2 separate regions of the Homo sapiens genome follow, and region 2 is linked to region 1. A link is an interaction called in ENCODE POLR2A ChIA-PET data of the cell type or tissue named here. Cell type or tissue: HepG2. All regions are shown on one strand. Each heading gives the region's core, and the rest is flanking DNA. Links, peaks and the distances in the headings are about the cores only.

Region 1 (8,332 bases), core at 1-8,000:
AAAAAAATGAAAACCCTCAACAGCAGAGTAACACACAACATAAACTAACATTTCATAGACCTGGGTGCCAGGATCCAGTATAAGAGGGTTCCTGCTAACAGCTTGTATTCTGGAAGAGAACTGATTAGACCCAGGCTACTAACACCAGATGTACTCTGGGGAAGCAGAAGCAAAGCAAGTTTTCAAGAAGTAGAAGCTGGGAAAGGGGCAGCTTACACTGTGGTCAAGAGCACTGGACTCTGCAGTCATGAACACCTGGACTCACTTCTGTTTCTTAACTGCTAGCTGACCTTAGGCAAATTCTTCACTCGTCAATAATACTTAGCTTCTTTATCTTTAAAATGTGAACAGGCCAGGCTCAGTAGTTCATACCTATAATACCAACATTTTGGGAAGCTAAAGCGAGAGAATCTCTGGAGCCCAGGAGTTTGAGGTTGCAGTGAGCTATGACTGCACCACTGCATTCTGGCCTCAGTGACAGAGCAAGACCCTGACTCCAAAAAACATAAAATGTGAACAGCACCATCGACCTTACAGGGTTTTAATGAGGAAAAACTCTAAATATTTAGTATAGTGCCTGCGATGTGGAAAACCCTGAATAAATGATAAGTGATTTTTTCAAAATGCATAAAGTCATAAAAATGGAACTTCTGACTAGCCTGAGCAACATAGTGAGATCCCATCTCTACAAAAAATTTTAAAAATTAGCTGAGTGTGGTGGCACACACCTGTTGTTCCAGCTACTCAGGAGGCTGAGATGGAAGGATCACCTAAACACAAGAAGGTTGAGGCTGCAGTGAGCTATGATCACGCCACTGCACTCTAGCCTGGGCGACACAGTGAGATGCCATCTCAACAAATATCCCCACAACGGAACTTTTCAGAGATATTCTATCAAAACTGCCTCTTAATTCTCTATGATCAGAGCTGGCCATTCTGAATGAGTTTCAAGTTTTACCAAAGGGGTTTTGTATGTGTGTATTAACAAATAGGCCGGACACAGTGGCTCATGCCTGTAATCCCAGCACTTTGGGAGGCCGAGGTGGGAGGACTGCTTGAGCCCAGAAGTTCAAGACCAGCCTGGGCAACAAAGCGAGACCCCATCTCTATTTAAAAATAAATAAATAAAAAGAAAAATAAATAAAACTTAATGACTGTTAATGAATTCAATGTTTGAGTTTTTTTCCCCATACTCATGTTATTGACACCTATTTTATTACTTTTCACTCAACATATAAAGAATCCTTAAGGTCAACTGCCCCACCACCTTATCTCCAAATCCCTTCTCCACCTCCCCTTAGAGACAGTCACCTAAGCCAGAAATGGGGAAGGGTTACCTCCTCCGAGAACAGCAATGCTGAGCAGCCCTGGTGGGCCCTCTTCTCCTGACATGATCTCTGCCTCACAGCAACTTCTACTTTTGGCTCTAACTCTGCCCTTCTGGACTCACACAGAGAAAGTCTGCTCCCTCTTCTACATAACCACCCTTAAAGTATCTGAAAACAGCCATGTCTGGCTTTAGTATTCTGTTTTTCTCTCTAAGAGGGTTACAAGAGGTGAATAAATCAAGGCACCTGGGGAGATAGGGAAAGACTGAAGGGGTGGGATGGAGCCATTTTGCTTTGTGTCATCCCAAGCGCTCCAACTAGTTGGCCCTTTCCCCTCCCAAATCCACCTAGATCAAAGTGACCTTGTAACCATACTTTGCAAACATGACTGAAAAATTCCAGAACCTCACTGGGCCCCTATCTCTGATAACCATCCTGACCCAGCCAACCCCTCCCCTTTGTCCCCCCTGACTCATACCAGTAGTGGTTTGCATCCATGAATGTTAGCTGAAAGGCCAACAACCCATACAGATAGGAGTGGTTGTTCCATGATGTCTTGTCCAGGAGAAACACATACCAGTATGGCAGCAGGAATAACACACAGCTTATCCGGTAGCACAGGCCCAGCATCATGCCCAGTGCCCCTGGGATTTGTAGGGAGAGGATTAAGAGGTCAAGAGATCACCACAGGCCCAGTTTCCCTGGACCAGGATATGGTTGGAATTAAGAAAAATCAAGCATTGTATAATCACATAAAACTAAATGAAAATTAAATGTTATTTTAATATTTTAAAAAGAATTATGGGATCACAGCTTAAGTGACACACAGGTCAACAGCATGAAATTGATCACAGCAGAAGTGAAATAAGGTGCCAAAGACTTTGACCATTCACCAGCATGCTTCTATTTCTGTGTTTCTGGCAGGCCAGTCAATATTTCCCACAGTTCCCCTCACCCAGAAACATGATGGTGTAGACAAGATACATCCAGTCAAGTGGCAGTGGGCGTAGGGCATCCAGCAAGGGGAAGCGGCACACATCCAGCCCATCAAGGTATTTCCGGTCCAGAGAGCTGAGCCCCCGCTCCTGGGGAATGTCTAGCACCATCAAGAACCCTAAGAAGGCAATAGGGGAGTTGGTCATTGGGCCTCAGCTAAGGAAGCAGTAGAATACAGTGGAACACAGTTGACAGTGTGCAGCTCCAGGGTCAGACTTCTTTTCTAATCTTGGCTCTGCCATTTATTCAGTATTAATTATTGAGTGCCTACTCTGCACAGTACTACATCTGTTGTGCCATCTAGAACAGCCCCTGCAGCTCGGTTAACCAATTCCCCATTTGTGAGAAGGGGAATACATCACAGGACTACAGAGAGGATTAAATTACAGAAATGCACAAAATGCTATAAAAACTGTTAGGGTCTTGACAGCTATAAAGATCCATCCTATTGAGCTTCAGAAAGTGCTCTGGGAGGCCAGGCACGGTGGCTCACGCCTGTAATCCCAGCACTTTAGGAGGCTGAGGTGGGCAGATCACCTGAGGTTGGGAGTTCGAAACCAGCCTGACCAACATGGAAAAACCCCGTCTCTACTTAAAATACAAAAAAATTAGCCAGGTGTGGTGGCGCATGCCTGTAATCCCAGCTACTCGGGAAGCTGAAGCAGGAGAATCACTTGAACCTGGGAGGCGGAGGTTGCAGTGAGCCGAGATCACACCATTGCACTCCAGCCTGGGCAACAAGATCGAAACTCCGTCTCAAAAAAAGAAAGAAAGAAAGAAAGAAAGTGCTCTGGGAGTGCTTCTCAACCTTTTCTGCTTCCTGGCACACTCCAAAAACAGTTGCATTTCGTCAACACCCTGGGAATAAACAGAAGAGGCTACTCAGATCAGGAAGCCAGCTTGAGATAAAGCAGGGTTTCTCAACTTCAGGACTAGTCACATTTTGGGCTGGTTAATTATTTATTGAGGGGATTATCCAATGCACTACAGGACATTTAGGAGCACTCCCTGACCTCTATAGAGATGCCAGCAGCCACCTATTCTTCCTCCCCCAAGTTGTGACAACTAAAAATGTCTCTAAACATTGCCAAATGTCTCCCAGGGAGCAAAACTCCCTCCAGTTGAGAACTACTGGGCTAAGGGGACTAATATCTCTGCACATCTGTAAACCATTCCAAGCACACCATGCTGCGGCCTCAGTTAAGAAGCTCTTGATTAGGGAGTCACAGCCAAAAGGTATGGTCCCTGTGGCCCCCTGCTCTGTTTCTCTGAGTCTTCTGGGCAACTTCATGCCACAAGCAAAATGGGTCACTGCTGCCTCGCCTCTACATATCATATAGCATTTCTAGCTGGGTACGGTGGCTCACACCTGTAATCCCAGCACTTTGGGAGGCCGAGGCAGGCGGATCACCTGAGGTCAGGAGTTTGAGACCAGCCTGGCCAACATGGTGAAACCCCGTCTCTACTAAAAACACACATACAAAAAAAATAAAAAATTAGCCGGGTGTGGTGGTGGGCGCCTGTAATCCCAGCTACTCGGGAGACTGAGGGAGGAGAATCGCTTTAACCCGGGTGGCGGAGGTTACAGTGAGCCGAGATAGCGCCATTGCACTCCAGCTTGGGCAACAAGAGCGAAAGTCCGTCTAAGGAAAAAAAAAAAAGCATTTCTGGCCACCAAGTAAATCCTAACTGTAGGAGACAAAGCAGGTTTAATCCTAAACTTCGCAAAGACCTCTTCTTTTATACCAATGTCTTCAGCTCTGAGGAAAAGGGAGCTAAGTCTACTTGCAACCAAAAAATAGAGATTGTCATTCTCCACTCTCAACCAAATTGCTCCCACCCATAAACTGGACTCACCAAAAAGAAAACGAAAGACAGCTAAGCTTGCAGGGTCCGTTGGTCGATTCAGCAGGGTCACCAGCCTCCGCCAACTGGACAAATCTGTCCACTCAAAACCCAAGAGTTTCCCTATTCGGCTGTCCTGCCTGGGCCCTGAGATCAGTTCAGCCTTGTCTTTCTGTACTTTATCTGCAATCAATAAATGGAGAAAATATGTGTGCGGGGGTGGGCTCCACCTCAAATCAAAGAAATCACTGCACCAACAGCTCAGAGCTTCCGCCCACCCGGGTCGGCTCAATGAGGTTGCCTCAATGATCTGACTATAGGAAACATCCCTGCAGTGCAGCCCCCTCTCCACGATCCCCTAATGTCCCAGAACCCCTCAGACTACAGTCCCCTAACCGCAGTGTTCCCGAATGTCATCATCATTCAGAAGCCGCAGGCTGCAAATGTCTCACAGCACGCCCCCTTCCCCACAGAGGACCCCCCCCCCGCCTCACCGGGAGACACTGGGCGTCCTCCCGCCCCCGCCCCTCTGAGACCAGCGCTCCTAGGAACTCTCCGCCGGAGGGCGGGGTCCTAAGCCTACCTGAGCTGGGCGAGGTCCGCGCGGACCCGGCAGACACCGCCATTGCTCTGCGGAGGAGGCAGGTGGGTCACAGCTGCCGCGTCTGAACGGAGGCCGCCAGGAGAATTTGCTTCCCTAGGCTCCGCCTCCCGACGCGTCAGCGGCTGTGCGGCCGGCCGCAAAGCGCCAGCACTGTCGTAAATACTACCCACGACCGGCGGCGCCGGATTCCTTGCTTGGCGGCAGGGGGCGGAACAAGGAGCCTTGGAGCGGGGCAAAGGTACCCCTTAGTGCCGTTGATCTCCAGGGGCATTGTTAGACTCGCCTGTTATGCCTTCCGAGGGGGCCTCTGCTTTTTAAACACTGAAAAGAGTCTGAGTTCCCCAACTTCCTTGGGTCCTCCCCGACCCCATTAGTCCTCTCCGTCCCTGCGTCCCTGCGGTGCTCTCTGGTGTGAGGGATCGGGCGCAAAGGGCAAACTTTTTGTCAGAGTGACGCCGAGTTGAGGACGCGCCTGGAAATGTTGCCTGGGTTTTGAGCCATTGCACGACCCCTTCACTTTCTTTTCCAGGACCTGCAAAGAACCGAGGTTTCAAAGCAGTAGGGGCCGGGCACTGCTCTCGCTTGTAATCCCAACAGTTTGGAAGGCCAATGCGGGAGGATCGATAAAGAAAAAAAAAAAAGGCAACAACAAAAAAAGAAAAAACACTAAAAAAAAAGTTAGCTGTGTGTCGTGGCGCGCTCCTGTGGTTTCAGCTACTCGGGAGGCTGAGGTGGGAGGTTCGCTTGAGCCCAGTAGTTCGAGGCTGCAGGGAGCTGTGATCGCACCACTGCACTCCAGCCTGGGGGACACAGTGAGACCCCGTCTCAAAAAAAAAAAAAAAAAAAAACAAGCCGGGTGCGGCAGCAAGCCTGTAATCCCAGCACTTTGAGAGGCCAAGGCGGGCGGATCACTTGAAGTCAGGAGTTAAAGACCAGCCTGGCCAACATGGTGAAACCCCGTCTGTACTAAAAATACAAAAATAATCCGGGCATGGTGGCGTGCGCCTGTAATCCCAGCTACTCGGGAGGCTGAGGCAGGAGAATCGCTTGAACCTAGGAGGCGGAGGTTGCAGTGAGCCAAGATCGCGCTACTGCACTCCAGCCTGGGCGACAGAGTGAGACTCCGTCTCAAAAAACAAAAAACGAAAAAGAAAGAGAAAGAAAAGAAAAGGCGGGAAGAAAAGAAAGAAAGAAAATTAAAAGCAGCCAGGGAAACAGGAACAACATAACTGAAGAGGGGATACAGAGCAAGGGCAGTGAGTAGAGTGTGGCCCATCAGGGAAGGTTCTCAGAGGTGAGTCTGGAGCAGAATTAAATACCTAAATCTCTCCACTGGGATTAGCCAGCAGGAAAAGAAGAAGGCATCCCAGAGAAGCGGTTCTCAAACAGTTGGGTCTTGGGAACCATTTACAGTGTTAGAAATTATAGAAGACCCTAAAAGCTTTGTTTATGTGGATTATATCTTTCAATATTTGCCGTATTAGAAATTTTTTTGGCCGGGCGCGGTGGCTCACGCCTGTAATCCCAGCACTTTGGGAGGACGAGGCGAGTGGATCACGAGGTCAGGAGATCGAGACCATCCTGGCTAACACGGTGAAACCCCGTCTCTACTAAAAATACAAAAAATTATCCGGGCGTGGTGGCAGGCGCCTGCAGTCCCAGCTACTCGAGAGGCTGAGGCAGGAGAATGGCGTGAACCCAGGAGGTAGAGCTTGCAGTGAGCCGAGATCGCACCACTGCCCTCCAGCCTGGGCGACAGAGCAAGACGCCGTCCTGAAAAAAAAAATTTTTTTTTTTGAGGCCAGGCGCGGTGGCTCACGCCTGTAATTCCAGCACTTTGGGAGGCCGAGGCGGTTGGATCACTTAAGGTCAGCAATTTGAAATCAGCCTCGCCAACATGGTAAAACCCCGTCTCTACTAAAAATACAAAAAAAATGAGCCGGGTGTGGTGGCAGGCGTCTATAATCCCAGCTACTCAGAAGGCTGAGACAGGAGAATCACTTGTACCCGGGAGGTGGAGGTTGCAGTGATCCAAGATCGAACCACTGCACTCCAGCCTGGGTGACAGAGTAAGACTCTGTCTCAAAAAAAAAAAAAAAAAAAAAAGGCCGGGCACGGTGGCTCACACCTGTAATCCCAGCACTTTGGGAGGCTGAGGCAGGTGGATCACAAAGTCAGGAGTTCGAGACCAGCTTGACCAATACGGTGAAACCCCGTCTTTACTAAAAATACAAAAATTAGCCGGGTGTGGTGGCACGTGCCTGTAATCCCACCTACTGGGGAGGCTGAGGCAGGAGAATCGGTTGAACCCGGGAGGCAGAGGTTGCAGTGATCCCAGATTGCGCCACTGTACTCCAGCCAGGGTGAAAGAGCAAGACTCCATCTCAAAAAAAAAAAAAAGCTTTCTAACTTCTACTACAAAGGAAAAAAAATGGCATGTTTCTGTAGTCTCAGCTATTCCCAGCTTTTCTGGAGGCTGAAGCAAGACAATCACTTTAGTTCAGGAGTTTAAGACTAGCCGGGGCAACATAATGGGATCCATCTCAAGGAAAAAAAAAAAAAGCTATCAAGCCATTAGAAAACATGGAGGAACCTTAAATTCATATTGCTAAGCGAAAGAAATCAATGTGGAAAGACTACAAACTATGATTCCATCCATATGACATATATATATGTATTTTTTTGAGTCAAGGTCTTGCTATGTTGCCCAAGATGGTCTTAAACTTCTGGTCTCAAGCAATCCTCCTGCTCAGCCTTCCAAAGTGCTGGGATTACAGGCATGAGGCAGTGCGTTTGGCCCCAACTGTATGATATTCTGAAAAGGCTAAACTATGGAGATAATAAAAAGATCAGTGACTGCCAGGGAAGTGGAGTTGGGGGGAGGAAGGGATGGTAGGTGGAGCACAGGGGAGTTTTACAGAAGTGAAACTATTTTGTATGATGTAATAGTGTCATGGTGGATACATGTCATACTTGTGTGTGGAAAAGAGTAAAGCCTAATGTAACTTATGGACTTAGTTAATTATAATGTATCAATATGGACTATGTTTTTTTGTTTGTTTGTTTTTTGAGACGGAGTTTCCCCCTTGTTGCCCAGGCTGGAGTGCAATGATGCGATCTCGGCTCACTGCAACCTCTGCCTCCCAGTTTCAAGCGATTCTCCTGCCTCAGCCTCCTGAGTAGCTGGGATTACAGGCACCCGCTTCCACGCCCAGCTAATTTTTTGTATTTTTAGTAGAGATGGGTTTTCACTATGTTGACCAGGCTGGTCTTGAACTCCTGACCTCAGGCGATCCACCCGCCTCGGCCTCCCAAAGTGCTGAGATTACAGGCATGAGCCACCGCGCCCGGCTGGGCTATGTTAATAATATACCAATACTGGCTCATCAGTTGTAACAAATGTACCACACTAATGCAAAAAGTTAATAATAGGAAAAATGGGGAGCCTGAAGGGGGATATGGGAACTCTCGGTACTTTCTTCTTCTTCTTTTTTTTTTTTTCTTTTCTTTTTTTTGAGACAGAGTCTCCCTCTGTCGCCTAGGCTGGAGGGGCAGTGTC
Region 2 (8,332 bases), core at 61-8,060, 92 kb before region 1:
ACAGCTTTACAGAAATATTTTCTTTCTTTTTATCCTCATTTTATAAGCTCTTTTCTTTTCTTTTTTTTTTTTTTTTTGAGACAGAGTCTCCCTCTGTAGCCCAGGCTGGAGTACAATGGCACGATCTCGGCTCACTGCATCCTCCACCTTCCGGTTCAAGCGATTCTACTGCCTCAGCCTCCTGAGTAGCTGGGATTACAGGTGTGCGCCACCATGCCCGGCTAATTTGGGTATTTTTAGTAGAGATGGGGTTTCACCATGTTGGTCAGGCTGGTCTTGAACTCCTGACCTTGTGATCCGCCCGCCTCGGCCTCCCAAAGTGCTGGGATTACAGGCATGAGCCACAGCGCCTGGCCTTCTTTTTTCTTTTTTGAGACAGGGTCTCACTCTGTCATCCAGGCTTCAGTGCAGTCGCATTATCAGGGCTCGCTGCAGCCTCAACCTCCCGGGCTCAGGTGATCCACCCACCTCAGCCCTCTACCTTCCACCCAGTGGCTAGGAGTACAGATGAGTACCGCCATGCTGGCCTAATTTTTAAAGTTTTCTTTGTAGAGATAAGGTCTTGCTATGTTGCCTAGGCTAGTCTCGAACTCCCAGGCTCAAGCGATCCTCTCGCCTCAGACTCCCAAAGTGCTGAGATTACAGGTATGAGCCACCACGCCTAGCCAAAAGTTTTTTGTTTTTTTGGTTTTGTTTTGTTTTTTAAGACAGGCTCTCCCTCTGTTGTTCAGGCTGGAGTGCAGTGGCTCAATATTGGCTCACTACAACCTCGACCTCCTGGGCTCAAGCAATCCTCTCACTTTAGCCACCCAAGTAGTTTGGGACTATAGGCACACACCACCACACCTAGCTAAGCTTGCTTATTTTTTGTAGAGATGAGGTCTCACTGTGTTGCCCAGGCTAGTCTCAAACTCCTGAGCTCAAGAGTAATCCCAAAGTGTTGGGATTACAGGCTCACACCACTGTGCCTAGCCCAAAAGTTTTTAAAAATAAATTTTTTAAAAATAGAAAAAAGTGACCAGGCATGGTGGCTCACACCTGTAATCCCAGCACTTTGGGAGGCTGAGGTGGGAGCATCGTTTGAGCCCAGGAATTTGAGGTTGCAGTGAGCACTCTAGCCTGGGCGGTGACACAGTGAGAACTTGCATAAAACAAACAAACAAACAAAAACAACTAAGACACAAACACCCACATTAGCCTAGGCCTACACAGGGTCAGGATCGTTGATATCCCTGTCTTCCACCTCCACATCCTGTGCCAGGCAATAGGAATTTTTCAGGTCTATTATAATCTTACGGGATCATCATCACATATGCAGTCCATTTTTTATCAAAAACATTGTTATGCAGCACATGACTGTATGTATTAGTCTGTTCTCACATTGCTGTAAAGAAATACCTGAGACTGGGTAATTTATAAAGAAAAGAGGTTTAACTGGCTCCTGGTTCTGCAGGCTGTACAAGAAGCATGGCAGCTTCTGCTTGCCTTCTGGGGAGGTCTCAGGGAGCTTTCAGTCATGGTGGAAGGCGAAGGGGAAGCAGGCATTTTACATTTTACATGGTGGGAGCAAGAGGAAGAGAGAGAAGGGGAAAGGTGCCACAAACTTTTAAACAACCAGATCTCATGATAACTCACTCACTGACTATCACAAGAAGAGCTCTGAGGGAATGGTTCCAAACCATTCATGAGAATTTTGCCCCTATAATCCAATCACCTCCCTCCAGGCCCTACCTCCAACACTGGGAATTACAATTTGACATGGGATTTGTTGGAGACACAGATCCAAATCATATCACTGTACTTCTATCATTTTCATCTTTCATCATCTATACATTCTTTGAAATCATAAAGTATTTACTGGATTCTCTTTTCCACAAAGTAATCCTTATTCTGATGTATGTTTTTCATTTGCTTTTTGCTTATGTGTCTTAGTCCATTTTGTGCTGCTATAAAAGAATACCTAAGACTGGGTAATTTATACAAAGCAAGAAGTTATTGGCTCCTGGTTCTAGTCCAAGAGCATGGTGCTGGCATCTGCTAAGAATTTGATGAGAGTCTTCTTATGGCATCATCCCATGGCAGAAGGTGGAAGGGCAAGAGAGAGCAAGAGAGAGTCGTCAGGAAGGGAACCTAACTTGTCCTTTTATAAGTAGCATATTCCTGAGATAATAGCATTAATTTATTCATGAGAACAGAGCCCTCATGACCTACTCACTTCTTAAAAATCCCACCTCTCAACACTGTTGCATTGGGAATCAAGATCCCAGTACATGAACTTTGGGGGACACATTTAAACTATAGCAGGTGGGGACCACTTATGATCTAGGAGCAAAGTGAAGGAAGGGGCAAAGTGAATGGAAGTTTCACCATTCAGGGAACAAATTTACTTTTTTCCCTGCCATGGTTAACATTTGGTATTTAGCCTTCCAGACAGATACATACATATTTTTTCCTCACAAAATGAGATTACCATATACATGCTATTTTTTTTTTTTTTTTGAGACAGAGTCTCACTCTGTTGCCCAGCCTGGAGTGCAGTGGCACCATCTCGGCTCACTGCAATCTGCGCCTCCCAGGTTCAAGCAATTCTCATGTCTCAGTCTTCTGAGCAGCTGGGATTGCAGGCACACACCACCACACCCAGCTAATTCTTGTATTTTTAGTAGAGATGGGGTTTTGCCATGTTGGCCAGGCTGGTCTCTACCTCCTGACCTCAAGCGATTCACCTGCCTCAGCTTCCCAAAGTGCTGGGATTACAGGCGTGAGTCAGAGTGCCTGGTCTGACATGCTATTTTGTAATCTGCTTTCTTCATGTCATACATGCCATGCATGTTTTTATGTCATCAAATATACTACTCTCACATTATTTAAGTAGCATTCCATTGGCACAATATATCACATTTTGTTTAATCCGATCCCCTATTCATGGACATTTCTGTTGTTTACAGTAATTTATCATTGGAGTCAAACTGCTGCACAATTTTCATTTTCATTTTAATTTTTTTGAGACAGAGTCTCACTCTGTTGCCCAGACTGGAGTGCAGTGGTGCGACCTTGGTTCACCGCAACCTCTGCCTCCCAGGCTCAAGCCATTCTCCTGCCTCAGCCTCCCAAGTAGCTGGGACCACCGGCATGTGGCACCACGCCCAGCTAATTTTTGTATTTTTAGTAGAGATGGGGTTGTACTGTTGGTCAGGCTGGTCTCGAACTCCTGACCTCAAGTGATCTGCACACCTAGGCCTCCCAAAGTGCTGGAATTACAGGCTTGAGCCACCGTGCCCAGCCAGACCTCCTCTTAATCCCTGTGTTTCTAATTCCACATAATTTACTGGCCCCCTTAAGGTCTGTGTCCCCAAGTCAAGAGCCTTTCGGATTTAGTTCCTTCGAGGCCCGAATCCCCAGTTTCCTGCTCAGGCTGGTGGTCACCCTGGCTTTAAGGAGGGGAGGAAGGGGCCTATGATCTAGCAATTCAATATTCAGCTGTTTCCACCCCCACCTTACACACAGTCTCTGGTGCCTTCATGGAGTCTGCAGACGTGTCAAACCATATCTTCCTGCGCTTTGCTACCTTAGTTGCTTCTCTCAGCTACTGATGTTTCCTGACTCACGTGGGTGACGGTGAGGATAGGCCCTTTCTATTCCTTCACTGGCCTTTCAGTAGGGTTTTGGGTGGGGGAGGATAAAAATACCACCTCGTTTAACTGGAAGTTGCATTAATTATACAAAGGTCTTTCTGATCATTGCTCATCTTTGAAAGAGACCAGTTATTGGTTAAAAATTAATCTAGAGAAAGATGAGGCAAGTGACCTGGAACAGACCACAGTTTTCAGCTGACTTTTTTTTTCAAACAACCTATCACCAAATGTGTTTTCTCCTCTGTCTTGGGCCATATCCCTTCTTTTCAGGATGTAGGAGGGCAGTGTAGCAACAGACTCTAAGATAGACTTTCTAATGATTGCTGTTCCCTCAGGCCCTCTCCTCTGGCTCCCTCTCCAGCAGCAGTTTTCTCAGCTGGGAGGCTGAGACATAGATGGTTAACATGGATCTACACATAACTTCTCTGTTAGTTCCACCTCTCCCACTCCCTGCAGCCTGCAGGGTGGAGCTGACTTCTCTGGAGTCATTCCAGCTGCTTGCCTTTTGTGGTTCTAAACAATGGATCGTTAAGTTGGGCCTTCCAGAGCAGTGCCCTTATCTATACGTGGCAGTTTGGAATTGTGCCGCCACCTAGCCTTTGAAGCTAAAGACAGGTACAGGAATGTTCAGCACTGTCTGTAATAGCAAAAAGCTGAAAACATGCAAATGACTGTCACCAGGAGGATGAGTAAATACGTCACATACTCATATCATCGAACACAATTCTTCAGTGAAAATGAGTGAAACTATCACTGCACATGGTAGTAGTTGGGTGTGTGTGTATGTGTGTGTGTGGGGGGGGCAGAGTCTCACTCTGTCCTCCAGGCTGGAGTGCAGTGACGCAATCTCGGCTCACTGTAACAATCGATTCTCCTGCATCAGCCTCCCGAGTAGCTGCGATAACAAGTGCACGCCACCATGCCCGGCTAATTTTTGTATTTTTGGTAGAGATGGAATTTCACCACATTGGCCAGGCTGGTCTTGAACTCCTGATGTCAAGTGATCTGCCTGCCTCGGCCTCTCAAAGTGCTGGGATTACAGGCAGCGTGCCATCACACCCGGCCGCAGTTGAGTCTTAAAAACACAGTTAAGTGAAAAAAGTTAGTCACAGAAGACTATATACTTGACTGAATGATTTCATTTATATAAAATGCAAAAGTTCCCTGGAACTGAAACATATTGTGTGGGAAAATATACACGAAGAATAACACTCAGGAAAAGAAGGGAATTATTATTAAGTCAAATTCAGGATGGTGGTTATCACAGGAGGGAGAGGAAGAGGTGACTGAGGAGGGGCACAAAGCAGTCTTCAAAGTCACCAGTTAAATTCCATTTTCTTTTATTTTGAGACAGGGTGTTGCTATGTTGCTCAAGCTGGCCTTGAACTCCCAGACTTAAGGGATCCTCCCACCTCAGCCTCCCAAGTAGCTGGAACTACAGGAGCACACCACCAAGCCCGGCTTCTATTTTCTTAAAGCTGGTTAATAGGTACATGTTTTCATTTTTGTTATTAGTGAAACTACATACATGTTAAGTATATTCTTTTGTTGGAACAATATTTCAAACTAATAACTGGAGTGATTACTCTCTTTTTTCCTCATCTTTTAAAAGATGGAGTTGTTTCTCTTTTTCATTTTTGGAGAGTTTTAAGGTGAGGAGAAGAGTAAAAAATAAACTACTTTTTTTTTTTTTGAGACAGTGTTTTGTTCTGTCGCCCAAGCTAGAGTGCAGTGGTGTCATCTCAGCTCACTGCAACCTCTGCTTCTCGGGTTCAAGTGATTCTCGTGCCTCAGCCTCCCAGGTAGCTGGGATTATAGGCTCCTGCCACCACGCCCAGCTGATTTTTGTATTTTTAGTAGAGACGGGGTTTCACCATGTTGGCCAGGCTGGTCTTGAACTCCTGACTTCAAGTGATCTGCCCACCTCAGACTCCCAAAGGGCAGGGATTACAGTTGTGAGCCACTGTGCCCGGCATTTTTTGGTTTGCTTGTTTGTTTTTGAAATGGAGTTTTGCTCTTGTCACCCAGGCTGGAGTGCGGTGGCCATGATCTTGGCTCACTGCAACCTCCACGTCCCGGGTTCAAGCGATTCTCCTATCTCAGACTCCCAAGGAGCTGGGATTACAGGTGCCTGCCACCATGCCCGGCTAATTTTTGTATCGTTAGTAGAGACAGGGTTTTGCCATGTTGGCCAGGCTGGTCTCGAACTCCTGATCTCAGGTGATCCGCCCATCTTGGCCTCCCAAAGTGCTGGAATCACAGGTGTGAGCCACCGTGCCCGGCCAAAAAATACTTTTATCACTCCCTCGCTGCAGCTGTCTATGACTTTCTCCAGGGGGTAAATAATTCACATACACAGCCTGTGAAGGCACTGGCATTATGGACCTTGGGTTTCCAAATAACACTGAAGAAAGCGAGTCCATGGAAAACTGATAATCAAGAAGCTTTATTACTTCCAGGATTGCTTATTTTTAAAACCCCTGAAAGGAAAATGGCTTTAATTCAGAAACTGGCTTGTGGAGTGGTGGTGGGGCAGCGGCGAGGCAGGGTTGATACAACGGCAACTGGAGGAAGAAGTTACTGTGAGGGGAGGCCCACCCGCATCCGGTGCCCCAGTGGACTGGTGCCACCTCAGCTGGCATGACACCTGCTAGAGCTGTGGGTATTTCTCCTATTCAGGAGCTCTGGGTCTGTTGATGCCCGCATATGTGAATTGGGCCCCAGGGCTCTATGCCACGGCCTGGAAGAGGCTTCATGTCAGAACTTGATGGATGGGGGTGGGATGGGGGTGGGAGGGAGGTGGGGCAGGCACTATGCCAGGAAAGGTCAACAGAGTCTTGTTGTGCCTGGGAGGGAATTTGGACTTTATCCTGAGACAAATGAGGAACTGTTAAAGGGTTTCAGCCAGGAAAAGGCAGGATAATTTTTTTTTTTTTCTGATAGAGTCTTGCTCGGTCACCCAGGCTGAAGTGCAGTGGTGCAATCGTAGCTCACTGCAGCCTCTGCCTCCTGGGCTCAAGTGATCCTCCAGCCTCAGCTTCTCGAATAGCTGGGACCACAGGTGCATGCCCCCACGTCTGGTTTATTTTTTATTAATATTGTTTTGTAAAGATAGGGTCTCACTGAGTGCCCAGTCTAGTCTCAAACTCCTGGTCTCAAGCAATCCTCCTGCTTCTACCTCCCACAGTACTGGGATTACAGGTATGAGCCACTGCAGCCTGCCCAGGATAAGATTTGACTGAGAAAATACATAATGAAAAAATGCTGGGCACAGTAAAACTTCAGTGACTCATTTAAAGGAAGCTATACTGTATTCATCCCATCAGCAGCTACATAGATTATGACAATGTCCATATGTAGGCAAAAGATATTTTCATTCTACAGACAATACTTAGGACATGTAAGGATTTAGGAACATTTGGCAAAGACTCTGTGCCCTAACCCCCCACTCCCCTAGGACTCAAGACTTACGGGTTAGGCATTGCTGATCCAGTTAATGGCAATGCTAAATTGTTCTTTTTTTTTTTTTTTTTTTTTGAGATGGAGTTTCGCTCTTGTCATCCACCCAGGCTGGAGTGCAGTGGCGCGATCTTGGCTCACTGCAACCTCCACCTCCCGGGTTCAAGCAATTCTCCTGCCTCAGTCTCCGGAGTAGCTGGGATTACAGATGCCTGCCACCACGCCTAGCTAATTTTTTGTATTTTCACCATGTTGGCCAGGCTGGTCTCGAACTTGTGACCTCATGTGATCCACTCTCCTCAGCCTCCCAGAGTGCTGGAATTACAGGTGTGAGCCAGTACCCCCAGCCTGAACTGCTCTTTTTGACAGCAATAAACAAGTTCAGCTTCATCCTTCCTTAGGTTGGTAAGACCGTGTCTCCAACATCAAGGGAAAGCATGCCTTCCTATTTGTTATAAGGGACCCACAACCAAGTTGCCATTTAAATATATGTGAAAAACAAAAGAGGATCTAATACCCAACATGCATTTATACTATTTAGGACTGTTAGCAAGACTCTATTGCCCATGTGATTTTATAAATAGTATTATGACAACAGTTTTGAATGTGTCTGACTGCACATTGACTCATTTAATCCTCACAACGTCTGCTGGGGTAGGTGCTGTTATTGCAGTTGGCATAAACTACAATTAATTATGTAATTTCTTGTTGAATATTCATGTTCTGTGATCAGTTCCATGAGAGCGGGAAGCTCGTCTTGTTTATCCTTGTATCCCTGGTGCCTACAACAGGGCCTGGTATGTGGCAAGCATTCAAAACGTATTTACTGAATAAATTTCGTATTCCCCTTTACAAGTGAGGACAGAAAGGCTTAGAGATGTTAAATAGCTTACCAACCTTTAGGTCACCAGCTAATCCAAACTCACATCTGTTGAACTTTATCTTCTTACCAGCTCTCAAGTAGTCTAAGGTTTTATAAAGATCACATAGCTTGGTCGAGTTCCTAGCTATTAAGTAGAAAGTTATTGAGAGATTAACAAACACTTTTTTAAAGATTCTTCCTTTGTTTTTAACCATTCTGAAAACATAAAACAGAATTCAGAGGAGAGCAGTAGTGGAATGGTTATGTTTAAACTTGCCATGTTTCATAAAGACATTACATTGAGAAATTCACACCTGGCATTTGAGAACAAAAGCTGGCGTAGAACTTGGAGGAAGTATTATTAGGAATTCACCCA

What was found. ChIA-PET counts read pairs that join two places held together with the same protein. Peaks named below come from ENCODE experiments on the same cell type or tissue, not always from the same donor. Only the 100,000 strongest peaks of a DNase experiment are listed, where the experiment ranks them.
Region 2: POLR2A ChIA-PET joins it to region 1 with 10 read pairs; 9 of 35 experiments call an interaction of 5 or more read pairs at or near these places.

What each region holds. Positions count from the first base shown.
Region 1 is chr2:85,556,634-85,564,965 of GRCh38, forward strand. GGCX (gamma-glutamyl carboxylase) reads right to left here and starts at 4,860. Exons shown (of 15, transcript NM_000821.7): 1 at 4,753-4,860; 2 at 4,182-4,352; 3 at 2,284-2,442; 4 at 1,807-1,972. The coding sequence starts at 4,795. RefSeq lists an enhancer at 4,834-5,063. In HepG2, for the core only: no CTCF peak of the experiment used is centred there; DNase peaks (open chromatin) are centred at 1,768, 3,258 and 4,918; H3K4me3 peaks cover 3,361 bases; H3K27me3 peaks cover 376 bases.
Region 2 is chr2:85,464,728-85,473,059 of GRCh38, forward strand. No RefSeq gene overlaps it. Among named protein-coding and RNA genes, the nearest start is that of SH2D6, 50 kb to the left of the region's middle. In HepG2, for the core only: a CTCF peak has its summit at 4,218; DNase peaks (open chromatin) are centred at 3,764, 4,184 and 6,494; H3K4me3 peaks cover 1,759 bases.